Linked DNA regions of Mus musculus: region 1 is linked to region 2. Evidence: chromatin loops called from intact Hi-C (ENCODE). Cell type or tissue: left cerebral cortex. All regions are shown on one strand. Links, peaks and the distances in the headings refer to the core of each region. The heading gives the core; the rest is flanking DNA.

Region 1 (15,671 bases), core at 4,344-12,343, 470 kb before region 2:
GGCCCCGGCATAGTCTCACAAGAGAGAGCTATATCTGGGTCCTTTCATCAAAATCTTGCTAGTGTATGCAGGGCCAAAAAGGGGCAGTGGGTGGGTAGGGGATTGGGGGTGGGTGGGTATGGGGGACCTTTGGGATAGCATTGAAAATGTAAACGGGGAAAATACCTAATTTAAAAAAAAAGAAAAAAAAAGACAATAGAGATAGCTTAGCAGGTCATCAGCCTGAGGACAGACCTTGAATAAGCTCTACATGGTAGAAATACAGAATTGAATCCAGCAACTTGTCCTCTGGTCATATACATGCCATAGCACAGGAGTACATGCTCCCATCCTAATAAATAAATTAATTAAAATAAATACAATTTTAAATGAAAATAATAAAAAGCTATAAGGCATGTAGCTTTCCAAAAATACTACATAGTTTTTCCCTGCATTAATGAGAACTTAATAAGCCAACTAAGAGGAAGAAAGGTCCTGATTATCCCAAGACTTCCTATTAAATGCCCATCTCTAAGGTTGGACTGAGTTCAAATAACTAACATTTCACAAATAAACTATCAAAATCTCTCACATGAAAAAGTCACTGCAACTGCAACAAAATGATCTTCCTTGTTTCAGGTTTTGCTGAGAAATGCGACAGTGGTTACATGGCTATAGCTTATTTAAACATCCTTGCAAATGGCTGTATCACTAAACACTCCATGGTCAGAACAGAAAGACGGCTGTATAGTGGAGTGCAAAAGAGAATGATTTTCATATAATACTAAAGTTTATTGTAGAACATCAATAATAGGAATAGCAGCAAACATAAATCAAAAGGTTTCCTTTGTCTTTACAATATAGAAATCATTATACAATATTTTTTTTATTTACCCATGCACCAAATATTATGCCTTTTTGACCGGGTTGTGAATTTAAGTGTTACATTTACAACACATATTAACAATTGCTCACAATTAATTCTTCAGTTCCTTCCTACTGAGGCAGGATAGCAATTCACTATGTCCTGTAAATTGAGGATCACTGTCCATGTTATCCTACTTGCCCCCTCTCTCTATCTGTGCCAATTACAGTGGCTTTGGCTAAGATCTATAACTGTTTTACATGAGTAGATGTAGCACCAAAGCTACATTTTTTTAGACATGTAGAATGACTGTTTATAAATCCTACAATTTCTCCTAATGCCAAACCCAATCCCATAGGCAACTACTTCGACCATATTATCTTAGGATATGAATCAATAAAGCACATATCAGAATGTGTGATTCTGTCCTTCCACAATATTTCAGAAGAATAAGAAGGCAATTAAAGTAGGATTCAGGAATAAGAAACAGTAAATGACAAATAAAAGATCCATGACAGGGACTGCAGATATCACGTATACCAACTCTATTCTTGCAAACGATAAGAAGCACAGGAGCCACAGTGAGAATGCTTTCTGTAGCAAGATGCGATATACACACAGAGAACTTTAGTTCTAACTTAAAGAATATTTTCTCTTCACCACGTGACTCTGAATTTTTCACTGAATTTCCAAAAGCCTATAACATTAAAAAGTGCAGACAGTATGGTCATTTGATCAATAATAAACAGCTGTTGATACAAGCTGGTTAACACTTTTGTGAAGAACTGAATTGATAAATGCTTTTCTTTGTGCATCATATGCTCTCTGAAGGTTACCAATTCTCTCTCTGAAATGTGAAAGCTGGCATATGTATAAAAATGTACCATATGAGTAAACATAACACTACTAAAATGAAATTTTAGAAGTTTTAGAAACGGGAGGCAAACAGGATTAGTTCTACATTGGTGGTTCTCAACCTGTGGGTCATGACCCCTTTGGAAGTTAAATGAGCCTTTCACAGAGATTGCCTAAGACCATGAGAAAACACAGATATTTACATCTTGATATATAATAGTAGCAAAAAATACAGAGTAGTAAGGAAAATAATTTTATGGTTGGGGTCACCACGCTAAGAACTGCATTAGAGTATTATTAGTAGTATTATTAGTATTATTAGTAGTATTAGGATGGTGGAGAACTACTGATCTAAACCATACTGAGGTAGCTCCAGTTTTATAAATACACTAAATAAAAAATAAACCCTGTATTCAAATTTTACCCAGTCTCATTTTTGATGTCATGAAAATACTTCACTTCAATCCCAGTCATTCTGTTGTATTATATGATTATTTTTCCCCTAGAAACTACGGCAAAATTTTAACATAATCTCTAATGACTTTTTTTCTCAAAATCTCTTTAAGAATAAAAGAGATGGGAATTAAGTGAATAAGTTTGAGATTTGCAGGAAAGTTAAGTTCTGAACCTAGGTTGAAAACCTCCCAGCCACGTTCTATCCGTTGCTTGTCTCTCGTGATGTCTGGGGGCGATTAAACTTAACTTTTCTTTTTAATTCCTCACCAACTTTGAATAGACTCTCCCAGAAAGTGAGAAATTCACTCACAGAAGCTTGTGTTTCTTTAAGAGAATGTACTGTTCTGTCTTCCACAGTCAGAAAGACTGCTAAAAGTATCATATCTTAGTAACATTTTGTTGAATCTCAGAAATAGATTTATATTACATAAAACCTAGAGTGTTGTCATTGGAAAAGAATAGTTATAACATATCCACATGCAGAGCTTAAGGCAATTTAAATCTACCGAGCTCAGAGAGAAATGAAGAATCTCTTGTGCTTAGACACTGCCCATATCAGAAAGAATTGCTTATGGAATCCCACCAATTCAGGCATTCCTGGTACACGATTTAGAGGCCTTATTTAGAAATGTAAAGCAAGAAAGATTATTTGAAACTCTTTCTGCTTAATCAATTTTGTTGGTAAATGTAAGACAGTTAAAATTGTACAGTTAGTCATAGCCACACCCTCTATCAGAAAACATTTTCAAATACGAGTTCTATAATATGACATCTTTCCTTCTGGAACACAGGTGCTTTGGTTGGCATGGAAGGGCTGGGTGCATGGAAATAACCACTCTGCATAGTTAGTATTGACCCAACATCATTTTTTGTGGTCCTAGCAGACCTGAGAGTACAGTGATTGAAGGCCAAACATGCGTGAGTCAAGTCCAAGCAGCCAGAAGGTAATTTTCCTTTCCAAGTGTCTGAAAGCCAGAACTGAGAGAACAAGAACCAGAAGTGCATAAGAAAAACCCAGAAAGGACTTCATGCTCCAGCCCTTGTAACTGGGATGACAAGACACCCTAGATAGAGAGAGCTCAAAACTGCCAGGAAATGCTCTGCACTCTATAAAGAAACTCTGCAGTTCGTGTTTAGGGAAGTCAGTTGGACAGTCATGTCTTCTTTATGCACTCTCTCCTAATGTCTGGGCTCAGGCTGCAAATATCTCACCTAAATTAACCAACATTTTAGGAATTTGAGAGTGAAGTTTTTGACAGATATGCCGTGCATGAAATGTTATGAAAAGTATCAATTAGGGTATAGAAGTTCTATGAATCATAATACATTATAAACACAATATAGTAGTGCAGTAAAGAAAAGTTTTTATTTGACGTTTTCTTTGCTGCCCACGGCAGAGCTAGGCACCATCATCAGGGCCACACTCTACAGCACACTTCTCAGTAGGGCAGAGAAACAGTGTTCACCCATCTGGAAAATCCTTGGGCCTCGCAGAGGAATCCCTATTGCTATTCAAACCCTTATGATAATCTAATCTAGACAGATATTTTTTTCTTAATGAATGAAAATGGCTTTAAATGACTATAAACCTATGTTAAATTAGCACCCTGTTAACTTAATACAAATAGCATCTTAAGCCAAATGAAATTAAATGATCCCTAAGAAAGATTATCTTAAGACTTACCAATCTTCATATGCTTAAAGAGAATTTTTATTTCAAGTGATATATAAATATCATATAACTTATCTGATGATCAAATCTCAAGTACTCTGACCTACCAAGAACACTACTTCAAATACAGAAATTAATTTTTAAAGGAAAGAAATCTCCAAACGGCAAATTACCATTAAAATGGAAGGAAGAGAAGTGGTGGAAGGAAAATATCTGTCTAATAGCACCCTGCCTAGGTAACAAGAGGCACACCATGAAATGAAGCAGAAGACTCCATACTCGGAAAATGTAGACACGGGGATCCTCGGAGGGCAAAGACAAACGCCAAGTAAGGCAGGCAGGCTGTCAAAACCAAGTATGTTTCAATTATGTGGATACTGGTTGTCCAAGGGGTACTGTGTGAACAACACTGATTAGAGAAGGTTGTTAACAGACAGGAAAATGTGTGCAAACAGGGGGCACAGGGTGTAAAAGCCTGTGTCAATGTGTTCTGTCAATGTGCACTCACCTTGAGGCTGTGAGTTCTCATCATCTTTCTTGAAACCTGACTCTGTACAGGTGTAGCTACACCGTAGAAATAGATATGTTGTAGAGCATGTATCACTATTGCCCATCTCTGAGTTGTAGTAGAGACATGTGAATTAACCTCCAAGTGCATATAAGGATATAAGCAGTATAAGTCTTGGTGGAATGTTGTCAAGGTGCATTTTCTGAAAAACTATGAGTAGAGGTTTTGTTTCTTGACAGAGCTGGGTATATCATTTGTTGTTTGGCAGGCAGGTTGCTTATTTTTCCCATCAAAAAAATTAAAATGTACATAGGTACTTCTATTAAAACATACCCGCCACAAAACCATTTCCTAGTTTGAACAACTATTTCACGTGGGTATCTCCCAGATAGGCTAGATTTTCCTATATCAGTTTCGGTTAACCAATAAATCTGTCAACACATTAAGTATTGCAGATTTGGGAAACGGCTTTCATATTTGTATTCCTTTCCTGGGGTAATTCTCTTACAGTGAATTTGCATCATAAATAAAAGCTTCAAGTGTCGCTTTTACTTTCTTCCCATTCTTGAGAAAAATGAAAGCCTTAGAGTGAAGGGCATGTTTGGGACCCTGAGTAGGTCACAGTTCCAAGCTGTAATTTCAGCAGACAAATTTGTTTGATTCCTCAAGATAATAAAAGAAGACACTTGGTTCAAAGTTTCAGCTGTCCGTCATGTTGATCTTCAGTGTCTTTGTGGTCTAGCCCAGCATGCTCTAACACTATAATACACAAACATTAACTTTAGAGGGATACTTGTTTCCAAAGCTCCATAGAGTCTTCTGCCCTGAATGTTGGTCTTTCTGTGCATGTTCTCTTTCTGTCTACAAGACCATCTCTACAAATACTTCCCTAAACATCTCCATTGCCAATACTCACCATTTTCTCAATCCTGCCCTTGCAGCCTGTGTGACTCATTATAGCACAGGGTGTCTGATCATTTTGTCAGACAATTCAACTATTTCAGATATCTTTTTCACCTTTGGTTATAAAATCATTTCTAAGTATAACAGCTCATTCAGCATAGGCCTGAGCAATAATTACCTACCATATTTCTGGACTATTATGTGGATGACTGTTTGAGTACCTAGAGTATGCCTAGCTATACGTGTACTCCACTGTGGTTGACCCCCAAATGGGCCACCCAAGAGGATGCCATTTCTTACACAATTTCCTCAACAGTACTTCTCATAAGAAGACTATGGGGGCATTTCTTTGCCACAGCAAAAAGCCAACAGAGTATTCTGATCTTACCACCCACATATCCAAAGCCTCTGTCACTGGCATCATTATACTGTCAGCAGGTCTCTTCACTCATGGACCAATGCTAAGCCTATTTCCTTAGATAACGTATCCCAATAGAGGAAAACAGTTCCAAACTCAGCACTTCTCAACATGAAGGTCAAGCACTGGGTGCTGTGCCCTGAACTCTGGATTTGGAGACCTAGTTCCACCCATAGTCTTGACCCGTCAAAAAGTCTTCAGAACTCATCTGTGGATAACAGCTATGACTATGGGATCCAGTTGACCACTGAAACAGCACTTTAAAGAATCAGGGCTACAGTAGAGCATGTAGAAATGTCTGGTATGAATTATTATTTAATAAGTCAAGGCTATTGTCAAGGTTAATATGTCAAGGTTATAACACAATATTTAATAAATAAATACATCTACATACAGCTACACCTCTTAAGTATTAATTTGGGAAATTCAAAGAATGACTGAGTCCAAGGTGTGGTCTGAGCTCTATTGACTGTTGAAATTTCAGTCTGAAAAGTAATCTAAAGTCCTTCAGTTAGTTTTTGAAAGACAAAACAGCCATCTTGGGGAGGCAGTAAGGGTGTCCTCTCCCTTCCCTCCGGAAGCAGAGGCTCTGAGGCTGCCAGGTAAATGGCACACACACATTGCATAGAGCATATCTCCACAGGCCCCATAGCAACGACTTTCAACTCTTTTCCTCTCCTGATTTGCTCTTTCTCCCTCTATCACTAGCCCTGATCAATGCAGCAGGTCAGCCTGAAAGAATGGACAGCCTCCAAGCCACATACATTTAAACCACTTTAATGCAAATATTGATCTTAGGAAAAAGGACACAGAATGGGCTCCCACCCCCTACATACACACACTTTTTAGTGAACGTGCCTTTTTCCTAGGGTTCTACTACCCATAATAAAATAAATCCCGTAGAGCAGTATTCTAGCATCTTTTATTCACAGGAATGCAGAAGTCACCCAAGAGATGGGCCAAATTCAATGCCAAGTATGCAAACCTCCTTTGTAGGTACTTTGGTAGACTATTGAGTCATATTCTCTTAATCACGCTTGGAACCCTTCTCATATTTCCTAGGGGAGCTATTCTGGTCCACACAAAGGCACACTATCAGAGTGGGTGTGGTATTTTGAATCACAGGAGTAGTTGTGCAACACCCATGTCCACTATTCGAACATTTATTTCTTGTGTACCCAAGATTATCAAAGCATTGTAGCAGAAAGCCACTGTCCAAGAGGCAGAATTAGCAACAGCGTCCAAGTAGGAGCTGAAGCCCAAAAGGAGAGAGATCAAGGGCAGGAAGGAATTCTAAGGGCCACTTTGAAATTCGAAACTAAAAAGATCTGATATTCTATCTGTAGGCATTTTCAGGCTAGAATAGGGTGGCGGTTGGGAGGGGGAGAAAGGAGAAGAAAAACTGCGTGTACAAAGAAAGCTTGCTTGGCCTGTGGCCAAGAAAAGAGGCATCACAAACTGGGAGGAGTTTGAAGGCAACACAAAAGAACCTAGAGCCAAAGGACAGAGGGGGAGACAACCCAACTTAAAAGCTCTGGGCCAATGCTGGTTGCTTCAAAGCCGTGCTAGCTTCTTATACATGTTTGTCTCCCCCAACACCAAGGGTTTGTCACTGCTGTTGTCATCTCCAGTGACTGGAAAGCAAAATAAAGCTGCACAGGCTCCCCCACCTCTACTGAGATGGCTTCAGACATGGAAATAGCCCAGTACAACCTTCACCACAAAGGAGCGTTCCTCTCTCGCTTCCCTTTGCTCCCTGAGACGCATCTTTATGCAAAGGGGCAGATGTCATCATGACAGGGACCAGGAGATGTGTACATCAGGTGGACAGAATGTTCACTGTGGGCTTATCAGCCTAAAAGCTGCAGATAACTGGAGGTGAAGAGAGAACTGAGTGGTATGCAAAGTGGGAGGCCAGCTAGGCAGAAGGAAGCCTTTGACCTTGGAGAGGCGAGGCGGAGTCGTACCAAAGTGTAGGGTGGGAGTGGGGGAATGGAATGAGGAATTCCGTGCTGTAATATATTCTGGTAAAAATGGGGCTGTCATCTTGAGCTACAAGTTAGAAAGTTATTACTTTTAATATGCCACTACCTTAGGCCTATACTGTTATGTAAAAGAAAAATAACCTTGTGTGACAGTTTAACATTGATCGATGTGCCTGCCAAACGCGAAGAGATAAATAAGCAGGTGATGAATAAACACCACTTCAAGTAAAGACATTACGCCGCATGCATAAAACGGCGCCAGGCACCTAGGAGCTGTGGGTGGCCGAAGGTTGGCCATTTCATGCCCACTCAGTAAAGCAGACTTAATCGCTTCCAATATTTTCTGTTAAAAAGCACGCTTAATGAGCCAATTTCACAAGCCCAGAGAAACTGATTATTATCTCCGAGTTCCAACAGAGTTGGTTGTTTTCCAAGAGCCAGCTCTTTTTTTTCCTTGATGGGATAAAATCCTTTTTTAAAAGAGAGAGAGAAAAGAGAGAGGGGTGCCAGAAGAGAGAGAGAGAGAGAGAGAGAGAGAGAGAGAAGAGAGAGAAGGGGGAGTGAGAGAGGGAGGGAGGGAGAGAGGGAGGGAGGGAGGGAGGGAGAGAGAGAGAGAGAGAGAGAGAGAGAGAGAGAGAGAGAGAGAGAGAGAGAGAGAGAGAGAGAGAGAGAGAGAGAGAGAGAATATGTGAGCCAAGGAGCCAGCCTGAGGGCACAGACTCCTGCTCACCAGGCAAGAATGGCCGCTAGATGGCAGTGTTACCCTGCAATCTGCCCCAGGGCCCAACTAGGTCTGGACAGAAAGCTAGGAGGGTAATTAAAGCTCAAAGCAGCCGCCTGAAGAGTTCACACCCTACCACAGTGCAGGCCCTTTGTCCAGTTTCTTCATGCCCAAGCAGCTAGAAGGCAAGAGACAAAGGGACAGCCCCCAAAGGCCTCCGTCCCTCTAACAAGCAAGGTTTGAGCATTGCCTGCTAGGCTTCCTTTCTTTGGGTGCAAGAGTCCTTTCTCTGGTGACATATTTACACGGAGAGCTTGGCCATCACTGTGTACCTTACAGGATGAAGCAGACGACTACTGGGGGCAAAAATTCCAGAAGACAGAAATCTCACCTTTACCTTTTTTTATTTTTTTCAGGAGAGTGGCCCCTTTTCTTTTCTTTTCTTTTCTTTTCTTTTCTCCTTTTCTTCTCTTTTTCTTTTCCTTTTCCCCTTTTCTCTTCTATGCACTTTGCACACTCCCCCGCCCCCACAACGTTTGTTTTTGTTTGTTTTTGTTTTTGTTTGTTTGCATAGTTTCAGTAAGAGGTCTACAAAAATGGATACGAATAGGGTGGAAAATGGATACGAATAGGGTGGAGGGAAAGAGAAAGACAGTGCCCATGATGGTGAGAACAGGAACATATAACACTTTGTGTTTCTGACTGAGTTCATGAGAAGGCAGCTCACTGAAGGCCTGAGAAGTACTTTTCTTTCTGGTTAGAAGTTGCTCCTGTAATAACAGACTATGACAGAAAAGCATTCGTATTTTCTCGCCTTGTTTTATAAAATGACAGGTGCATAAGGAAACAAACACCCAAAGATGGAGGGAAAGGTGTGTGTTTGCTTGCTTGTGCTTGGTGAGGTCCAGCTCGCCAAGGCTAGCAAGGACCCTTGAGGTCTTTTGCCTGTCCTTTTGTCTCCAGGATGACACCTGCCCAGTGAGGCTCTTGAGTAACTTCTCTGCTTCGGGTGCCTTCTCCAGTCACCTGTGGTAAATACGCTCTGGAGTTGGTCCTTTCTACAGTTCCGTTTCTGTTTTATCCCTAGCATCTCTGCTTTGCTGCTCTACAGAAGCAGACTCCAAGTGGTATTTTCTCTGAAGCTTCTAAATGCTCCTCAGACGTCCTGATTCTTCTCTGTAATGGACCAATCGTTGCTAAGCATTACTTCATTCTTCTCTCATAGGTGTCTAGAAGTAAAAGATAAGAGCCGAGAATTATTTTTGCTCTATTGCTAACTCTCTTCTCCTTTGAATCATCAGAGACAAAATTAACCTCAAAATTCATGAATTTAATACTTCTGTCACACATCTTGAGAACATTCTCTTACAGAAAAAGAACACACATCAATTATTTGGTTAGCTGATAAGAAATGAAAGGCCAAGTTTGGAAAATGTTCAAGTTTTCTATGAATATTCATAAATAATGAACTTGCATCTCAAAATTTTCGCATCACAAAAGTTAAAAGAACATACATAGTAAGTGATATCTGAATGTATCATTTCTGAGAGGGGAGGGTCCCCCAGACGTCCACTGTCTTTTCCCACAACAGTGTGTTAGGCACTGTGAACAGAGCCTGGGTCTACTGTCCTCGAGCACACTGGCTGGTGGCTTCAAAACAGTAATGAGGTCAAGGAGAACGGTCTCCAGAGTTGGTCCCTTGCCTGGACCTAGGAGGTCCTTGATGGCTGCTGGACTTAATTAGTTGAAGAGCCAGGAAAGAATAATCGTGTTGCCTAGGGCTGCCACAAATGGATACTGTACACCAGCTGGCTTGAGAAGACAGAGACTACCTTTTTTTTCACCATTTTGGTAGTTTCAAGTGTGCAGTGTTCAGTTCTGAGGGAAAATGCATTCCTTTCCTGTGTTCAAGCTTCCAGAGGCTGCCAGCCCTGGAAAGTTACCACGTGACATGTCAGGTGGGGTAGATAATTCATAAGATGGTGGCAATAATCACGGTACCTTGTAAATCAAATGCTAATTTGCAAGCCTTAAATACATATAACTTGTAAAATGGATATTTATTAATAAGGGGATGGTTTGCAATTCAATCCAGCTCTGAGGTCACTTGCAGCAAGAATGCTGGAGGATACGGCATCCCAAAAACTTCGGATCATGCCTCCCAGTCAGTAAGAAAGATGAGAGGGTCAATTCGAACTCTTCTACATGCTAGTTGAACCTGCACCATTTGTTGAAAATGCTGTCTTTTTTCCACCAGATGGTTTTAGCTCCTTTGTCAAAGATCAAGTGACCATAGAAGTGTGGGTTCATTTCTGGGTCTCCAATTCTATTCCATTGATCTACCTGTCTGCCACTGTACCAGTACCATGCTGTTTCTTATCACACTTGCTCTGTAGTACAGCTTGAGGTCAGGCATGGTGATTCCACCAGAGGTTCTTTTATTGTTGAGAATAGATTTGCTATCCTAGATTTTTTTTGTTATTCCAGATGAATTTGCAAATTGCTCTTTCTAACTCTGTGAAGAGTTGAGTTGGAATTTTGATGAGGATTGCATTGAATCTCTAGATTGCTTTCAGCAAGATAGCCATTTTTACTATATTAATCCTGCCAATGCATGAGGATTGGACTTCAGAGACTTGAAGTTCTTATCATACAAATCTTTGACTTCCTCAGTTAGAATCACACCAAGGTATTTTATATTATTTGTGACTATTGTGAAGGGTGCTGTTTCCCTAATTTCTTTCTCAGTTTATCCTTTGTGTAGAGGAAGACCACTGATTTGTTTGGGTTAATATTATTTCCAGATACTTCACTGAAGTTTTTTTTTTTAATCAGGTTTAGGAGAATGGAAATTAATCCATTCTTATGTCCTTGTACAAAGTTCAAGTCTAAGTGGATCAAGGAACTCCACATAAAACCAGAGACACTGTAACATACAGAGGAGAAAGTGGGGAAGAGCCTCAAAGATATGAGCACAGGGGAAAACTTCCTGAACAGAACAGCAATGGCTTGTGCTGTAAGATCAAGAATCCACAAATGGGACCTTATAAAATTGCAAAGCTTCTGTAAGGCAAAGGACACTGTCAATAAGACAAAAGGCCACCAACAGATTGGGAAAAGATCTTTACTACTTCTAAATCCGATAGGGGGCTAACATCCAATATATGCAAAGAACTCAAGAAGTTGGACTCCAGAAAACAAAATAACCTTATTAAAAATGGGGTAGAGAGCTAAACAAAGAATTCTCAACTGAGGAATACCGAATGGCTGAATAGCACCTAAAAAAAAGTTCAACATCTTTAATCATCAGGGAAGTACAAATCAAAGCAACCATGAGATTCTACCTCACACCAATCAGAATGGCTAAGATCAAAAACTCAGGTGACAGCAAATGCTGGCAAGGATGTGGAGAAAAAAGAACACTCCTCCATTGCTGGTGGGATTGCAATCTGGTACAACCATTCTAGAATCAGTTTGGCAGTTCCTCAGAAAACTGACATAGTACTACAGGAAGATCCAGCAATACCTCTCCTCGGTATATACCCAGAAAATGTTCCAAATTGTAATAAGGACACATGCTCCACTATATTCATAGTAGTCTTATTTATCACAGCCAGAAGTTGGAAAGAACCCAGATCTTCCTCAACAGAGGAATGGATACAGAAAATGTGGTACATTTACACAATGGAGTACTACGCAGCTATTAAAAACAACAAATTTATGGAATTCTTAGACAAATGGATGGATCTGGAGGATATCATCCTGAGTGAGGTAACCCAATCACAAAAGAACACACATGATATGCACGCACTAATGAGTGGAATTAGCCCAGAAACTCAGAATACCCAATTTGCAAAACACATGAAACTCAAGAATAAGGAAGACCAAAGTGTGAATACTTCGATCCTTCTTAGAAGGGGGAACAGAATACCCATGGAAGGAGTTACAGAGACAAAGTGTGGAGTAGAGGCTGAAGGAATGACCATCCAGAAGCTGCCCCACCTGGGGATCCATCCCATAAATAACCACCAAACCCAGACACTATTGCAGATGCCAACAAGATTTTTCTGACAGAAGCCTGATATAACTGTCTCCTGAGAGGCTCTGCCAGTGCCTGGCAAATATAGAAGTGGATGCTCACAGTGATCCATTGGTCAGAGCACAGTGTTCTCAATGAAGGAGCTAGAGAAATACCCAAGGAGCTGAAGGGGTTTGTAACCCCATAGGAGGAACAACAATATGAACTAACCAGTGAGTCCAGAGTTCCCTGGGACTAAACCACCAATCAAAGAAAACACATGGTGGGACTAGTGTCTCTAGCTGCATATGTACCCAAGAATGGCCTAGTCAGTGATCAATGGGAGGAGAGGCCCTTGGTCTTGTGAAGGTTCTATGCACCAGTATAGGGGAATGCCAGAGCCTGGAAGCGGGAGTGGGTGGGTTGGGGAGCAGGGAGGTGGGGAGGGGATTTTCGGAAAGGAAAACTAGGAAAGGTGATAACATTTGAAATGTAAATAAAGAAAATATCTAAAAAAAAAAAAAAGAACAAAAAAAGGAAAAAAAGCTGAGAGGGAAATGATGGATCAAAAGACTTTGTGTGACTTTGGGTTTGTTTGTTTGTTTGTTTATTTATTTATTTATTTATTTTTGTTTTTTGAGCCAGGACTTCTCTGTGTAGCCCCGGCTCTCCTGGAGCTCATTCTATAGACCAAGCTGGCCTCGAACTCAGAAATCCACCTGCCTCTGCTTCCCAAGTGCCAGGATTAAAGGCATGCGCCAACACCGCCCAGTGTAACTTTAGAATTTGAGCTGGTGAAGAGGGTTAAAAAATATATAGGTTCAAGTAAATGAATGATTTTAAAAAACCAAATAAATAAATAAACAAACAAATAAACAAACTCTAAGACCATGCCAGGAGGATAGATACTGAGAAGACCTGAACCAGAGACAGATTACCAACTAGAAGGCTTTGCAACAATGAGAGCAGAGGCTGTGTCAAAGCATTTGAGAATGAAGGAAACTTCTGCCTTTCAAAGGTAGTAACTTATAATCCTTACGATTTCAGGTGTAGGGGAGAAGAAACCATAGGCTGCTGAGCAGTGAACTTGTCAAAAGCTGCCAAGACTCCCAGACTTCTGGCCTGAATAAAGAGTTTGATCATACCATCGTTAAGCAAGATTAGACATAGGTATTCCGTGTAGCAGACTTGAATGCTGTGGATAGTAGTATATATATATATATAAAGTATATATAAAGGCAAGAAGTAGTATATATATATATATAAAGGCAAGAAGAAGAGAGGGAGGAAGATGAAGGAAAGAGAGGGAGGTGGGGTTGAGGAGGGAGGAGGCACTTCGTGTATGCATGAGATAAATTGGAACACAAACACAGCTGTAACTTAGAGATCTCTAATTAGATGGTGGAGGAGTTCTTAGAGAAGGCCAGAGGAATTGCAGAGGAAAGAAGAATTCGTCTGCTTGGAAGAACTGAGGAGAACTCAGAGTAGGTCTGGCACGTGGAAGGAGAGCTTTAGACTGCTGTGTGAGGCTCTCAGGCTCTGAGGCTTGGCAGAAAAGGGCCAAGAGCAAGAGGTAGTACTGGGAAAGAAACATTAGAAAAACAAATACTGCAGGACTGAAAAAAAAGATCTGTCATTTCTGTTTGTCATAACAAGAGGAAACAAGCATCTTTGTGTGTGGATACAGAGCAGGATGCACAGAACTGAGATATAGAACGTGTCAGTCTAAGAGAAAGGAAAGCCTCTGGCATTCTCATTGGATCCACAGGAGCCAGAACACAACCCAGGCTGACCCTCTGAGTTCTCTGTGGCCTGGGTGAACTTGTGATTTCAAATCACTTCGAAAATCAGTTTATAAAGATGCAAACAGAAGCCAGGCAGTGGTGGCACACATCTTTAATCCCTGGCAGGCAGAGTCAGGCAGATCTCTGAGTTCCAGGTCAACCTAGTCTACAGAGTGAGTTCCAGGACAGCTAGGGCTACACAGAGAAACCCTGTCTCAAACAAACAAGCAAATAACGAAACTTCCACACCTATTCCTAAGCTATTAAGAGTGAAATGGGTATCGATTTTATTAATTAACTTCACATAATCTGCAGATACTAGAATGGCACACACTCACTCTCCTATGGCACCAGTTCAGGTTCCAAGAGGCCAGTCTCCATGTCTCCCATCTGGCTTTGACACAGGAAACATTTCCTGCAGGATTAAACTAAAAGACAACATGAAACTTTTCACTCCCTCAGTGTAGAAACCAGGACCTGTTTCTCAAATCTCACCATAGACACATGGGCTCCAGAATTGTATCACAAAGCTTTCAGAAAAGTCATGAACAGCCATCCCTCTATCTTTCAATTGGGGCAAACAAGTGTATTTCTTTGATGCATCCTGGAAACATCAACATACAAAGGCCTAGGCTCACTACTCTCTGTCTCTGTCTCTCTGTCTCTCTCTCTGTCTCTGTCTCTGTCTCTCTCTCTCACACACACACACACACACACACACACACACACACACGGTCTGAGAATCAAACTTGATCTACTGTCGAAAGTATTAAGTAGAAAAAGCGTGGAACTTCCACTCTCAACAGAACTTTTTATTAAAAACAATCCTTCCAGGCCTATACAGAGAAACCTTGTCTCGAAAAAACCAAAAAAAAAAAAAAATCCTCAAAAAATACTGAAACAAAAAACAAAGATCCTTTTTCTCATTTGTGAACAACCCATCCACCCTCTTCTTGCTTTTATGTACAATGCCCAGGATGACTGCCACACCTATAACTACTTACACGGTTTCTAAAGTGGTCAGAAAAAGAACTGCAGAAAAAAACCCTTTTCTACTATACATGGAAAACTCCATAGCCTTACATGCCAGAAACACAAACTGTACCAATAAACCAAAGAAGACCAAACTAAGCACAAAGAGAAGCAACAGCTCTGACTTTTTCCTACATAAAAAGAAAAGACAAGAAATAAAGAGAAAAGAAAAAAAGGAGAGAAGAGAAAACAAAAGAAGAGAAGAGAAAAGAAAAGAAAAGAAAAGAAAAGAAAAGAAAAGAAGAGAAAGGAAATTCCTAATGCCAGTCATTAATGACAAAGTAGAGTTTTCACCAAAACACCAGAGGCATCATTATGCTGCCCTGTCATCTACACATATCTACTCCTGACTCTTTTGTGTGTCTCACCCAGGTCCAGAGCCCTGAAAAATATAATAAACTGCTTCAGACAGACTGTAATTTTGGTGTAACACAGACAAATTTATGTCTTGTATCTGAGTTTGAAAGTAAGTGGC
Region 2 (15,671 bases), core at 4,606-12,605:
TCTCTTCCAGGTTTATCTTGCAGACTATGGACTTTCCTACAGATATTGTCCCAATGGGAACCACAAACAGTATCAGGAAGATCCCAGAAAGGGCCATAATGGGACAATAGAGTTTACAAGTTTGGATGCACACAAAGGAGTGGGTAGGACTCTCTTTTCTGTTTCATGTTTTTTTATTTCAGGAGGATGTTTAAATTGAGAGTGTTGAAGCTGTTACCTGAGATGACCATTGCATGCTCAGGCTGAAGGGTGAGCACTCTGGGAAGATTTTTGTAGAAAATGGTGAAGTCCTGTTATCTCAGTAAATATCTGACAAAAATCAGAAACCATGTGACTAGAAAGAGTGTGTGACTCTTGAGAAAGGAGCAAAGTCTGACTTTCCTTAGTGTGGGGAGTCACAGGTATGTGACTATATGTGAGGCTGCTAGAGTATGCTGAGGGGGCATCAGAGGCAGTGGTGGTCATGCATTATCTTGTTTTGTGTACTTCTCAGAGCCTTGAAAGAGATACTCTCTCAACAATGGCAGTATCTTCTGAACCCCCAAAGTGTTAACTTGGGAAATCTCTCCTAGTCGCCTTTCATAGATCTTACTTATTTAAACTCACTTTGATGGTATTGGAAACACATTTGCAGGTAAATTACATACATAGCCCTTTTATTGGATATTGATTGTACTGCCTTGCATTCCAAGGCAGACTTAATTCAACAATTCCCTAATTAGTTAAAGTCATAACCTATGTCTTGTATTCATTTACCATTAATTAAACCTTAGCTGTTTATTACTCTGCAGTCTAAATCCAATAGCCAACCCAGAAAGCCATGGAAAAGGAAGTAGGAGGTCAATATTGAAAATATATGGTGCTGAGTCCCACTGATGGCTGCTTTGCTCACAATCAATATACTCAGTGCAACTGTACTTTCCTAGTTGCTCTGTCAGCAAGACAAAAAGTCAATTCTAATGTTATGCTAGTGAAAAATGGCGATTATTAAAAAAACTTGGGCTTTCAAAATTATATTCTTTGCAAACTTTGTTTATAAAAGTATTGTCAGATTTGGTAAACTAAACAGATCATTTTTAAGCAGCTCTGAAAGAAATCATCTTCACTGAACATGAATGAGACATGTAGACTGGTAATGGTAGTTGAACTCTTACCCTAAACTAATACTTTCTAATGAGTTTTAGTTGGTGCAAACAACTGTACATTATTGCCTTTCCTATTAAAAGGACCATTGACCATGTAATACAGAGGGTGTTGATCATTTTGCAGAGCAATTAAAATCCAGAGACTTTTAAGGAAGGCCATCAAGAAGGTGGAGCTGGTGTGTTGACTGTGTGCCACCTTCTTCTAGGAAGATTGTCAGGAGACAGTTTCTGAATCACAAGTTAGCTTTTATACTCTGGAACAGAGTAAAAGAAATCATAACATTGTAAAGAATTCTCAAGTAAGGAAAAGATCAGTATTGTGTAACTTTTATCAGTTATATTGTTAATAATGTAGTTAACACTTAAAGGTAAAATGTTACTTGGATTTGGTTAAATTAGGAAATATGGAAACAAAGTGATGATTGATAGTGGCACTTTTTAAACAGTTTATTTAGATTTATTTATTTTCTGTATATGAGTTTGGCCTACATGTAACTGTGTGCATGCATGCCTGGAGCCCCCAAAGGTCATAAAAGGGCGTGGGATCACTAGGAGCTGGAGTTCTGGATGGCTATTAACCACTGTATGGATGCTGGGAACCAACCCTGTGTCCTCTGCAAGAGCAGTAAATGTCCTTAACCATGAGTTCATCTCCAGCCCAGGCAGTGGTGCACTGTAACCTTGTTCTCTCATGCTCGGTGAGTGGAAGAACTTTTGCCAAACTAACTTAGGATATAAAACAGAATCTTCAGAGATACAGACAGACTTCTTACCTAGTGCTATGCCTGGAAACTCATCACACAGATTCTCAAGCATTGATCCTAATGTTCTAATGCTGATTCTGTGGAAGGGACCATTCACTTTTAAGAAGAGGAGTAGAATGGCTGTGTGTTGTTTTAACCAAAGCCTAAACCCCAGTATTTCTGAGTGTCCTTTAGTTAATTTTACACAGTACTTTTTTGTCTTTATAAAATATCTAAAACAATCTCTGTTCTCTTCTCAAACTTTCCTCTTCCCAGGCATGCTATGCATTGCTTGGTACACATAAATTTCACCACTCTGGGGCTTGGGGAGAAGATTTGGCTCAGCATGATCATAGAGATGGTGCGGAATCCTGAAAGAAATATAAAGGAAAGAGACAGGTGAATGATGTTGATAGTTGCAGGGAAGTCTTATGCTTGAATGAGTATTCATTTAATCACAGATGGTCCAGCTTTCCTTTGAAACAGTAAATTTTTTTCATGCATTTAGCATATTAACATTTTTTAAATACATATCTGTATGTCCACATGTCTACACATATGTTGATGTATATCCATGTATTTGCTAAATGTATGTGTATTGGTTCTGGTATATAAAAATAGAAGATTGGATACATGAAGTAACAGTATTTGTTCCTAATATTTCCCATTAAATTTTGCAAAATAAGGCATTTCACCTTAGAATTTTGTTAGAAATGAACTAATAATTTGCTGTATTCAGAAACCAGAACAAAAGGGTTCAAATCCTGTATGAAAATGGAAAAATAAGATCTATAAATATTCAGATGTTTACTATTAACAGCCACTGTGTGGTTTAAGATCAGAAAAATACTTTCCTACTTCAGTCCAGGGGAGAAAGCACTGCAAAAGAAAGCAACAAGAATCGAGACGAATTATGACTGGGAAACAGAAACTGCAGTTGCCAGTGTTTTCCACACAGCAAGTCTACCTGTGTGTAGTCAGGAAGGGGTGTGCACCCTGAGCAGGCCGCCTACTGACCTCCTGGACTCTCCTAGTGGTTATCTAGACACTGAGCACATAGTGTCTAATGATCTGTTTAGTCCTTGTCCCTCCATGTTTTCTAACTCTTCTTCACATAGAGAGAGTGTAGGTGAAAGGGAAGGAAAGAAAAAGGTCAGGCGTGCTAAGAAGCTCACTAAAACCCAAAAGCTACGCAAAAAGGCATACCAAGATGAGATGGAAGGACAAAAGGACGAATGGAAAGAAGATAATTCCCGGGATTGCTGATGAATGCTGTGACTTTTAAACATGGACTTGCTCTGCTAAACTCTGTGACCTCAGGGTGGTTTCTGCCACTGACTTGCTTCATTCAATGTAAAACTAGGATAAGAACATTAGGCTCGTTCTTCATTATTAATTTTTCGCTCCATAAAAACTAGCATGTACGAACACTGACATACTTTGTTCTTGTTGCAAGATAATTAAAGAGAATTATATGTATGTCAAAGACACTGTTTTAGAATTTGTTGCATTCTTAGTGATGTTAAGAAGCAATATTTGGATCAATGTGTAATATGGATTTTTGTAGATTTTTCTACTCACTGAGGCATGCAGTCAATACCTAATTTCCCTAGAGACAGACTGCATTTAACAGAGCAAGCTTTCTTAAACACTTCAGACCTGGGCATTGAGTATGTAATACCTGTTCTAATTTGACATCATTGATGACCATAAAATATGATATCTAAATTGCATTTTAAATGTCTGTTTGGTTTTATAAGATATCCAATGTCAAAGAAAAATATGTTGCATGCTTTAAAAATATTTTTGCCACAGCATCCAAGTCTTGTGCTGCTTCTTGCATGGTTTCTTTTTGTTTCAGGACTCTGACTTACAAAATATATGTAAAGGGAACTTAGAGTATCTTTTCATGTAATAAGCTGGTGAGATGGCACGGGACCCACACCTTAGATTCTACAACTAACTCAAAGGGCCAAACTCATGTTTCTATTACAGGATATTAAGTGACAGCATTAAATATTAGAATGCCCTTTATTTCCCCCAAATCAAAAATATACTGTTAATATCTCGTCTTTGATTAACATGGAAAGATGATGAAGTCATCAATTCTATGTGACATCTGCCTTTTTTTTTTACATTTGAGATTTAATTACATTTATTTTGGGTGGATGGAGTACTGTGGCCCAGGTGTAGAAATTAGACAACAGCTTGGCAGATTTGATTCTTTCCTTCTATCATGTGGATACCAGGGGTCAAACTCAAATCCTCAAACCGAGTGGCAAGTACATTGCTCACTGAGACATGTCATTCACACACCTACTTGACATGTATACATGTCTCCTTAAGTTGTAATATTACTTGGCTTTTAATTGAACTGTTTGGTTAAGAAGATACAGTGCCTAGTACCTAAATGTAAGGTCTCCTTGCTTTATTGAATAACTTTTCCTAATTGCTCTATATTACACACACACACACACACACACACACACACACACACACAAATGAGGATTTAGAATGTAAAAGGTACTAGAGAGAAAATGCAAAACCAGTTGCGAGGTTTCTCATTTATTTGGAGCATGACTCTTTGAACTATACTCCCCTCCCGTCCCTTCTGGGATTGTAACAAGTGGGAGGACATCAGTCAGACTTTGCTTTGCTGTGACAAAATGATGGAAAAATTAATTTATAGAAGAAAGACGTGTGTTCGTTTACAGTCTTAAAGGTCCCAGGCATGATCTTCGGCTTCCTTGATGCTGGGTGCATCGTGAAGCTTCACATTGTTGGTGGTGTCCTGTAGCACAGGACCTCAGCATGGTGTCTGATGAGCAGAAGAGGTGAGAAAGGAGGAGCAACTGTGGATGCCTACTCAGCAAATGACTACTCAGTGGCTACTTCCTTCAGGAAAGCCGGCTCCCTACCCCTTACCCACGTCCAGCATATATTATTAATGTGCCAAAGGGGTAAAGCCCTCAGGATCATGCCCCCATCCCTACTCTATGGGGCACATGCCCCCGTAGCTCCTCAGTCTACCACCAAACCCCAGTAGAGAAATCTGTGGCAGACACATGACACTCAAATCATAACAAGAACCACTGTCCCTTTCAGGTTATCCTTTTGTTCAAAAATTTCTATGTTCTCATAATTTCAGACTAAATATAGTAATATGTTAGGCACATCTTGTCGACTAGAAGCAAGTTTGCTTTATTTCCTACTAAATTTTTTATCTTCTTTGTCTTCCATAGCATTATGAGAAATGAAAGTCGAAAGCTTGTCTACACTGCCCAGGTGCATTTGCAGTTCACACACTTCCATTCTTCTCTTTGTACCTTTAGTGTCTCGGCCCAGTTAATTACCCTACTTTAGAGTGCATACTAGATTTCTAGTGTGACCTTCCTGGTGATTATATTCCAGGTTAGATAGACCATTACTTTATAAACCAATATTATTAATAGAGGTTCTGTTATCGTAGTGGAGTGATGGCGATGGAGCTTTTCAGAAAGGATGGTTGCGATGAGAATGTTGTCAGTAATTCAGCAAACATGGGATCGGCCACTTATTTCTTTATTGCACAGTGTCTTTTTGTGTTTTAAGTCAGAAGGTCTCTGTCGTGTAGCTCCTGCCATACTGAAAAGTAGTGAGATAATATCAATTGGATGGTTCTAAAACTGAGGATGGAGGCCATCATTACAGAGAGCATGTGCTTTCTTCATTCGGAAAGCAGTGGCTCCAGGGTTGCTCTGTCAGGCTTGCTCTCTGATAGGAAGTACCTCCTTTAACCTTTTGCACCACTGTCTTCTTATTGCCAGTGTGATTAGCAATACTGACACTGCTGAACTGATTAAAAGGTAATAATGCAGTCCTCCAGCATGTGGTGCAGTGGCTGTTCTCCATAAATCACATAGTTGTTTTATTTAATTATAATTTCTAGAGTCAGCTATTTCTGGAAACTGTTTTTTCCCCCTGAAATAGACCTTGAGTCCCCACCTGTGCCTTTTTTATTATTGTTATACTTGGCAATATTTTATCATTTTGAAATGTTGAGCAATTGCAAACAACATACTCTCAGTGAAAAGAATAATTTGCTTGCTTCGTGGTTCTATGCACAATAACATTAGATGCTAAATAGTATTTGGAAACTAACTTAAGAAAGCTGAGAGAAAAAACTCTTGATAGAAAAATTGCCAAACAGAAAGTAAAAGTTTGAGTTTTGGGGACTCTACATGAGGACCTACAAATAATGATAACATTAGTTATGAAATGCAACTGAAAACCTTATGTAGTTCACTGAATTATGCAAACATATGTTTTCAAGAGAGAACAATTCATAATACACTTTCTGTCTAAGTGAATACAGTGAATTAAGGCAAATAGACTGTATCATTGAGCTGCAGAGCAAGGATGGAGCAGTGCTGGGGAGGAAATTCCAACCTTGCTTGTGGATTCCTACTCTGGAACGTTTTTCATTTCTTGGTTCAGTTGGCCTTTTCAATGGGTTGGGCAAGTTTACAATGAAACAAGTAGCTTTAAGATTTAAAAGATTTTCAATTTCAAATAAATTATGCTTATTTCATTTGTATGCATTTTTTATCTACAGGCATGTATATGCATTGTGTGTATCTGGTGCCTGCAGATGCCAGAAGTCGGTGTTATACCTCCTGGAACAGATGTTTGTGAGCCCCCATATAGATGCTGGGAACCAAATCTGGGTCCTCTGCTAGAGTAACAGGCAGTCTTAACCACCAAGCCTATCTCTAAAATTTTTCAAATGGTTATTCTGTGCTGGGTGCGAAACTAAGAATCTTTGTACCTATAAGGCATGTGTTCTACCGCTGAGTCAACCTTATTGTTCCCAGAGATTTCTAATACTCAACTAATGTTTTTTGAGTTAACAAGCATTATACTTATTCTCTGTGCAGTAGCTAGATTGTGGACATGAAAGAATTTAATTTCCCTAGAACAGGTCAGGAGGTTTTGTCTCTCTTTGACATGCTTCTTAGGCTAGGAACACATGACCATTCCGTGTAACATTATAAAGGTTTCTGTAGCACGGAGAGCACTGGTAAAATATTTGCTTACCCCCAATGAAGGAGCTAGAGAAAGGACCCAAGGAGCTAAAGGGGTCTGCAGCCCTATAGGAGGAACAACAATATGAACTAACCAGTACCCCTCAGAGCTTGTGTCTCTAGCTGCATATGTAGCAGAGGATGGCCTAGTTGGTCATCAATGTGAGGAGAGACCCTTGGTCTTACAAAAATTATATGCCCCAGTAGAAGGGAGTGCCAGGGCCAGGAAGCAGGAGTGGGTGGGTTGGGAAGCAGGGTAGGGGGAGAGTATAGGGTACTTTTGGAGAGGAAACTAGGAAAGGAGATAACATTTGAAATGTAAATAAAGAAAATATCTAATAAAATTTTTTTAAAATGCTTGCTTACCATACTCATTAACGGAGCATATATAGTGAAAGACTGAAAATTTGATAATATATTTAATTAGATAAGACTGAACTATAATAGTGAAGTGAACTTGGCTCTCAAAGGCCTATTTTACATGAAGACCAGTTTATGAAATATTGATTTCAGCTGTGTCCCTCAGCTGGAGGTAGCTAGAGTTCCTGGGAAGTTTCATTCCACATTCATTCATTCACATTGGTTTGTTTTTCTCTCCTCTTGTGTGTAGCCAGTATCTCGCAAACGTGTGTCAGAATATCCTTTTTGAGCAGTAAAGGTTGTGATTAGGAATTCCTGTAATAGAAAAAGAACTTGTGCACACATCTGTACAAATGGAGCCATTCTATTAATGGGAGATTTTTTCACAGAAGAAATCATTGCATAACAGCATGGTAGAGATTGTGTTTCTATTTTAATACTAGAGCCAAATCCTGCATTAAGAAATATTGAAGTCCAACCACAAAACATACAGCACCCATGGGCCTGGCCTTCTACTGGATTGAAGGTCCTTTAATAACTCAGTACTCAAATAGCAGTTAAGATGAGAATGTGTAAGGGTAACCATATGCTGTGCTTTTATAACAATCAGAGTAGCTACAACATATAGCACCTTTAAAACTATGTATGGTGACCTAGAGTAGCTACACATGTGGTGGCACAATTGTTCTTAGTAGATGCTTCTATAAATTAAAGACCTAGTTCACTCAGTGACTTTTTAGAGTTTACTTCATTAAGGACAATGAAATGGAATACCTGTTTACAACAGCTTTAACAGCCACATATTGCTCAGGATATTATATATCCCTGCACAGATGAACATTCAAGTAGTAGAATAAATATAAATACCACCTTATTGTTTTTATAACAGCTTGGAATGCTGATAAAATGACTTTATTTTATAGGCGTGTTAGTCATTAATTCAATGACTTATTACCAAGCGTCAGTTGAATTTAACAAGTCTTAGTTCTCACTGCCTTTTGATATAAGGTACTTGAGAAAAAAAAATATGTCAAAATGAGATGAAATTAGTCCACAGTATTTAAGAGTTTGTTAATTATGATATTTACTGGGATCTGATCATGTTCTTTTACTATGTTTTAATAAAAGCCATCTTACAATAAGTCTCTATTTTACTTCAGAACTTCCTTCTCCACCATACCTCTGGACCACATTCCCCTCATGCTTGCCTCACCTCTGGCTTTCAGATTTAAGACTAGTAGTTTTGTGCAGAGCTTCTCGTATCTGAAGATATGGGAAGCACTTGGGAGCTGTGTGCCCATGGTTGTGGTTCTTCCACAGAACTGCATCTTCTTGGGCCTGGTTTTAAAGACTGCACACTAGATGGCAGTTTTGTCATATTCTTCTGGCTTCAAGTGCAACCACTGGTGTGACAGAATAGGAAAGACCTTCAGTGTTTAGTCTGCACTCAGAGGGTCTCTGCGTGACCGCGGCAAACCCCATGGACTTCCTTGAACATGTGTTAGCAATTTAGCTGCAGACATTTATTTCTTTGTTTTACTGCTTGGCTCTTTGAGAAAGTGTTGGTGCCGGGTTATGGGTTGTCTGGATCATGTCAGAGGCCATGGGATCAAGTTCATATGACAGGCTAGACTAAGGAAAGATGAAGTTGGAGGAGGTGAAGAAACTGACCCTTACTTCAGCAGCCAGTCGCTGCCTGTCTGTGGACCGAGGCCAGAGACCCAGACAGTTAATGTTACTCCAGCTGAGTAAACATGACGCTCTACCCATTTGGCCTTTGCATATTTCGTCAATGGGAGCTCACTCAAAGATTTCTCTATTTCTCACGAGCTTTCTCATCCTCCCCTTTCTGCAGCCCCGTCCAGGAGGAGTGATGTTGAAATCCTTGGTTACTGCATGCTGCACTGGCTCTTCGGGAAGCTTCCTTGGGAAGCAAAGCTGGACGACCCTGTGGCTGTCCAGACTGCTAAAACCAAGTAGGTATTCTCCAACCCCCTGCCCCTTTATGCAGTAGGACCGACAGCAGGGACTAGAAAAGACAGAGAGAATGGCCCCTTGGCACCAGTGAAAATAAACTAATGTCGTCAGCTTGAAAAATACTTTTTAAAAACCAGAATCACGAAGACATAAAAATATCTGTACTTGATAATTTTACAGTGCAGATGTAAAATAAAACATCAGTTTCCAGACAAGCTGTTTTCTGGCACTTAGATCCTATGGTGGTGTGTACAAGATGGACTGTTTGTAAATTAGTGTGGGCCTGGGTATGGAAGCAGTCTGGTTTTGGTGTGATCGGTATCTACTGTGCAGAGGAGCAGGGTGAGGTGGGAGAGGGGGCTTGTGTTTCTCAGGGGAGAACAGCATACCTCATACTCCTGTCTCCAAAAGCATATCTTTTTTCTTTTTTGAAGTAGAAACAAAGAAAACTTTTACATGAGCTGTTTATATGAAACATACTTGCAGCCACATAAATCTTACAAATATAGACTACATTCAAAGTTTATTACCTTGATGCTGTTAGCACAAGGAGGTCAGTTTTAGAACAAAGTGCGTTTTACAAGTCTCTCACTGGTCAGCTGGTCCAAGGTACAGAGTGGGCAGCTTTTCCTCACATTCTAAGGTAAACTGAAATAGTTATCTATGGAGAGATTGCTGTGCACTGGAGTTTTAGGAAAACATATAATAAAAATAGACACCAAGGGCAGCTCAGCCAGATAAGTCAATCTTCAGATGTAAATGTTGTTTTGGACTGGGTCTTACTCTGTAGCCCATGATGGCTTCAACCTCATGATTCCCTTCTCAGCCTCGCAAGTGCTTGGATTAGAGATGCAGCCACCACACTTAGATTCACTGTAGGATCTGTGCCCAAGACAGAAGGTTTGGACTAAAGGCTAGAAATGACAGATCTCTACAAACTGACATGTACAGTTCTTGTGCTTGAAATCTTGAACACCCTAGTCCCTGACACATTTGTGCAAGTTGAGACTCTGACGAGTTCTGTTCATTTCCGTCCTCTTATAACTGGCACCCTCCACACTGCAGCACAGTGAATGCATGGACATCAACACTCCTATAAGCAGTTCTTGTATACACTTTGTGAGCTCAGCTTAGCTAATTTACGTAGTGTACTTTAGTTAAAGGCCAGGATTTTAACCTAACAATCCCTGGCAGGCTTTCTTTTATAAGACTAATAAATGGTTTGTTTTAGTCTTGTATCAGCATGTATATAGAGGATAACATTTTATTAACTAGTGAATAATATGTCCACATGTATTCATGTATAGTAAAAGGGTACTACATAAAATAGGGTTTTAATAAGTGAAATATTATCTTGACTTTACATATATTGTCTTCATCTTTATTTGATTAACAATACAAATCCAAATACTAATATATTATGTATCAAAATTTAAAAATCTTTCGATTTCCTATGTAATAAGTGCTCCTTTCTTCGCCTGTGAAGGTATAATGTGAGGCAGGATGGCAGGTTTGGCCACAGCTCTGTGTCCCTCTGTTTCTGCTGTCATGAGTCACTTAAGATCACCATGTGCTTTTCCACTTGTGTTTCTCTGTGAATCATTCACTTTATTTATAATTTTAGTTGAGGCTTTATATATTTTTGCTACAGTAAATTAAGAAAGTGATATTTAGCCCCAACTGGAAAGCATTTACCAGGTGTTTGTTGTATTGATATTTCTTCTTAACTTATTTAACCATTTGGTTATATAAACTCTTGCCTGGACAGGGCAAATGCACACCGAGAACTAAAAATCACCCCTTTTCAGTAATCGATACATCAGGAAAATGACTCCACAGAGACACCAAGGCATTCGTGCCCACAGTTCACTAGGGAGACCAGAAATGATGAGACAGAGTGGCCTCTCCTCTGTGGAGGAAATCAAATGTCTATTTTCCCACCCAGAAACCTGCTAACATTTGCTTACATTGCTGACATTTCCTGGGGGAAGCAAACCTCCCCCAAAGGCCGCAGAATATTTATCCCAGGCTCTCTCTCCCTAGACCTTGATCTGTTGGTTCCCAGTTGGTAGAATCCTTAGGGGATGTCACATGAATTTTATGGCATACTGATGTCAATGTTATCTCAGAGAAGATACAAGATTCTAGTCCTTTTAGCTATACACCCCACCTTCAGATTCACATATACTTTTCAAAGAGTTTCTAGGTAGTCCCACCCTGAGATTTACTCTGCACCTAGAGTTGAAATGATCATTGCCTAGAAAGCTTTTCCCCAAATTCTACTATGTTTAGATGTGCTGACAATATATCCCTGGCAGACTCTTTGAAGTTTTGATCCAGGTTGAAAAAGTCAGTCTGAACCAAGTTTCCATTCTCATCACTTTTGCTGCCTGCCATAGCATCCACAGAGACCCACACACCTTTAAATATAAGAGGAATAAAAGATTTCCCCAACTACACCTAGCTTTTTATGTATTTTCTATTCTTCTTTAGGAAACATCATAGCAAACATTCTACAGTCCTCAATTGTGTACAATTTGAGTTAAGGCCTCTAGGTAGTTACAACTGTAAAACTGACCAATAAGAACTAAGGAATGCCCTCTCCCACTTTGCTAATCCTCCTATCCACTACAGTTGGGTACAAAAAGGGCACAATTGTGTCCTATCAACACAGAATCAGAGTTTTATGTTCTACCTGAAACAGGGAGCCTGGGCTGAAGACACTCACCATGTGCTGTCTGTTTTCTGTTTAGCCTGCTGGATGAACTCCCAGAGTCGGTGCTTAAGTGGGCTCCTTCTGGAAGCAGTTGCAGTAAGTTGGACCATAAAACCTTTCTTGATCCATGAGTCTTCACGGTAGCTGCTCTGTGGGTGTTCACCATTACCCACTCCCATTCCCAGACACTTAAAGCTTCGGGATCACAGAGAGTTTGCTAAAAACGATGTTTAAGTCATCTTTGACTTTAGAACCAAAACGGTGGTGCTCCAGGAACTGCCCAGCTCTTATGGGTTCTTTGTTTTTTAGAGTTTTACTTTTATATTTTGAGAATCATTCACAGGTTATTCAATAGCAACTGGTATTTTTAGGATTAAGATATTTTTGAACAGAGATAAAAATCAACCTCTAAAAAGACTATTTTGAGTCAATATATTTGAAGAACTTAATCATTACATGCCTAAATGCTGTTTACACCTGGGTCACATTATACCGATCAGCAAACAAAACTTTTTAGATAAGAAAATCACCTGATTTGGGCATGTAGCATACACTGTTACAATCATTTTTTTTTTCCTTCAAGTTTGCAAAGGACTTTTTCTAAGTTCTTTGGCATCATTATTGGTAGGAATGGTAAACAGACCTGGTTCCCAGTCCTGTCATTTTTATACACATCTGTGACCCATGCAGTGATTTGATCATGAAGCTACTTGTCATATAGAAAAGAGTGAGTTCACTTGGCCATCTGACTTCTCCTCTACTAGGGCAGCTTAGCAGAGTGAATCTTAATCTCAGCCTTTAGCTGACTTGTGTGAGAGCGTGTGTACACCGCTCTGTAGTGAAGTCTGCACAAGTGTGAGGAGAACAGTGGAAATGTCATCTCAGCCCTGCATTCACAGCCCAGCTTCACCTATGGACCAAAGAAATCAACCCAGGCCTGTTCCCACATCCATTTCCTAAGTCCCCTTGAGTGTCTTTGTGCCAGGCTTCCTCTTTCTGTGATATTTTTCTTATAGCAGAAGGGACAAGCTGAAAAAGTTTTGTTGTTTGCTTTATTCTGTAACCACATTAAAGAACTTGCTTAAACTGACATTATTCTCCTTTGACTAGCCTTCTTAACATGTCAGAGAGTATATTTCCTTAGCAAGACAGAGCATGATGGATCAGAGATATCATTTCCTTTTAAAATTATATGCCTCCATTAACTTGTCCTTTTGGCTCAGATCTAGAAAAGAAGTCTTGGATGCCTGATTGTATAATGTGGATTCTTGTGATCCAGTCTATGTCCCATTATATTTCTGTCATTATATAGATATATGTGAGCATTTTAGTCAAATGGAAAATCTAGTGCTGGGTCACACCAGATTCCTCATTTTCACACACATGAACTTTCTCTGTGCTAGTAATGATAAAACAGATTTCAGTGTTTAGAGCACAAAATGTTTAATAGGACATTTTCTTTGGAGAACGTAGAACAGACACAATCTTGAAGATAAGCTGATTTGCAAAACATGCATTCATATATATATATATGTGTGTGTGTGTGTGTGTGTGTGTGTGTACACATACATCACTCAAGAAGTTTGCAACATGGGTGTCCAACTTTCCAACTCGTGTGGTAGCTTCAGGAGATTTCTATGTCTTGAACTGGTAGTCAGTGAGGATGCTTAATGTGTTACTATCCAAAAAAGGAGAAAACTCAAGAGTGTAGTCATTCCATGATACTCTGTGCATTGTGTTTAGTAGCTCTGGAAATTCACAAGTCAATCAAAGAGTGTACTTCATGGAATAAGCCTAGATTGTGGAAGGGTAATGTTTATATCGGTGCTTCATCAAAATGCTTGGAGCTTGAGGCTCATGATACGAAATCCACAACGAAGGTGATCCACTCCCTTTTGGCCTCCTGAGCCTGACTCATACCATATTGGTGACCACCAGGTCTTTTGTACAGCTATGCTCAGTTGATGTTAGGCTGGGAGTTTGTCTTTGTCTTCTGACAGACATTTGTTTTCAACAAACTCAACTCTGTTCTCCATTTGGGATCATCTTATTAAACAGACTTGTAGTTTATATGAAGCTTAGCTTACCAGCTATAACAAGACAAAAAGATCAGCAGAAAGTGTCCCAGAAAATGGCAGAGAGTATTGTTGAATATTTCTTTAGGAATCGGATTTGGTAGCTTCCAGAGAGATACCAGCAAATGTCAGTTAAATTATGTTCTAAAACGGGAGCTGGCTACCAGTAATCTGGTGGACTTGGTGTAAGACAACAGAGCTTGATATGTCTAAGTTAGACAGCAAAAGGAGAAAGCAAGTTACCTAATTGCTAGACTGTTATAAAACACATAACAAAGCCAAGAACTCTCATCTTATTACATTAGCTCTTCATTTCTAAATAATTCTTTGGTGGTATGGAATGGTCCCTTTGGGTAGGCTGGAGACATGGCTCAGCTAGTAAGAGGGTTTACTGCTCTTGCAGAGGACCAGAATGTAGTTTCCAGTACCCACACTGAGAAGTTCACAATCACTTATAACGCCAGGAACTAAAGACTTCTTTTGACCTCCTATACTCTCACATGCCTGTGTGAATGTACTTGTGTGTACGCACAAATATACACATACACACTTAAAAAAAAAAGATCACCCTGGTTTTAGCAGAAAGAAAGGATGTGACTATTCATTTTGGAAGTTTTTCTCTAGAAAGTGAGACCCAGTGCCTCTTTGAATGGTGGTAGGACATGAGGGACTGTAAGGTGTCAGAAGTTACTCCTCAGCTCACAGAGCTGTCCCAACTTTCTGGCTATGGAATATAAACACCCAAGGGAGAAAGAATGAGTACTCGTATCTGGGCCAATAGTAAGTTTTTAAAGGGTAAAGTCATATATAAATGTAAGCAAAGGAAAATATGATTTTACCACGACCCTTTTGACACAGAACTACAGAGAACAGACATCTTAATGCAACACTATACCCTTTTTAATTAATAATTGTGTTCCTCTGTAAAAACTAGTGAGTGGGTATTGCTCAGTCTCTGTGTTCTAGCTTAGCACATGTGAGGCCTTGGCGTCAAAGCTCATCACTAAAATAAATAAAAGCTTGGATGAGAAGTTACTATGGAGCTCTGCTGACACACTTTTACATTGGAGAGAAAATAGAAAACTCCTCATCCTACTGACCTAGAAAATCAAGAATAGCAGGGTGCACTGGGATACTGAGGTGTAGAGGACTCAAGGGAGGACTCTTCCCTTGTTAAAGCCAGCCATGACTAAAAACATGAATCCATGTTGATGTCTAAGTATCCTCAAAGAACAGTAAAATGAAACCTGTATGTAAAACTTGCAATGTATTCTTCGTTTGAAGTCATATTTATAACGAGGAATGTTTGTTTTTAAGTGAATATTTAAATGTTCAACCTGAAAGATGTCTGAAGCATATGGATCGACTGTAGTTTTGAGTAGTTGTTAGTTGCTATACTTCATAATTGTGCAGGGACTTCCACCTGATATAAGCCATTGTAAGCATATCAACATTGTCAGTTTATCCCACTGTCAGTATATCATGCCAGTTATTAAAACATTTTTTATTTTAAATTATTTTTATAGACTTTTTTATTTTTTGTTCAGTCAGGTAGGGTTGTGTATGATTTAAAGGAAAGGAGGTAACAGAAA

Evidence for each region. Hi-C counts contacts between places; a loop is a spot of excess contacts. Peaks named below come from ENCODE experiments on the same cell type or tissue, not always from the same donor. Only the 100,000 strongest peaks of a DNase experiment are listed, where the experiment ranks them.
Region 1: it touches region 2 in a loop (2.5-fold over the local background); 3 of 42 quality-filtered maps call a loop at or near these places.

Annotation. Positions count from the first base shown.
Region 1 is chr11:26,954,521-26,970,191 of GRCm38, reverse strand. No RefSeq gene overlaps it. Among named protein-coding and RNA genes, the nearest start is that of Gm25387, 360 kb to the left of the region's middle. In left cerebral cortex, for the core only: a CTCF peak has its summit at 8,402 (motif pointing right); DNase peaks (open chromatin) are centred at 6,724, 7,037, 7,892 and 8,408; H3K27ac peaks cover 2,004 bases.
Region 2 is chr11:26,483,389-26,499,059 of GRCm38, reverse strand. It overlaps Vrk2 (vaccinia related kinase 2), which reads left to right. Exons shown (of 13, transcript NM_027260.3): 8 at 11-143; 9 at 9,167-9,287; 10 at 12,042-12,100. Among named protein-coding and RNA genes, the nearest start is that of Vrk2, 100 kb to the left of the region's middle. RefSeq lists an enhancer at 7,327-9,972. In left cerebral cortex, for the core only: a CTCF peak has its summit at 8,657 (motif pointing right); DNase peaks (open chromatin) are centred at 8,666, 10,881 and 12,012.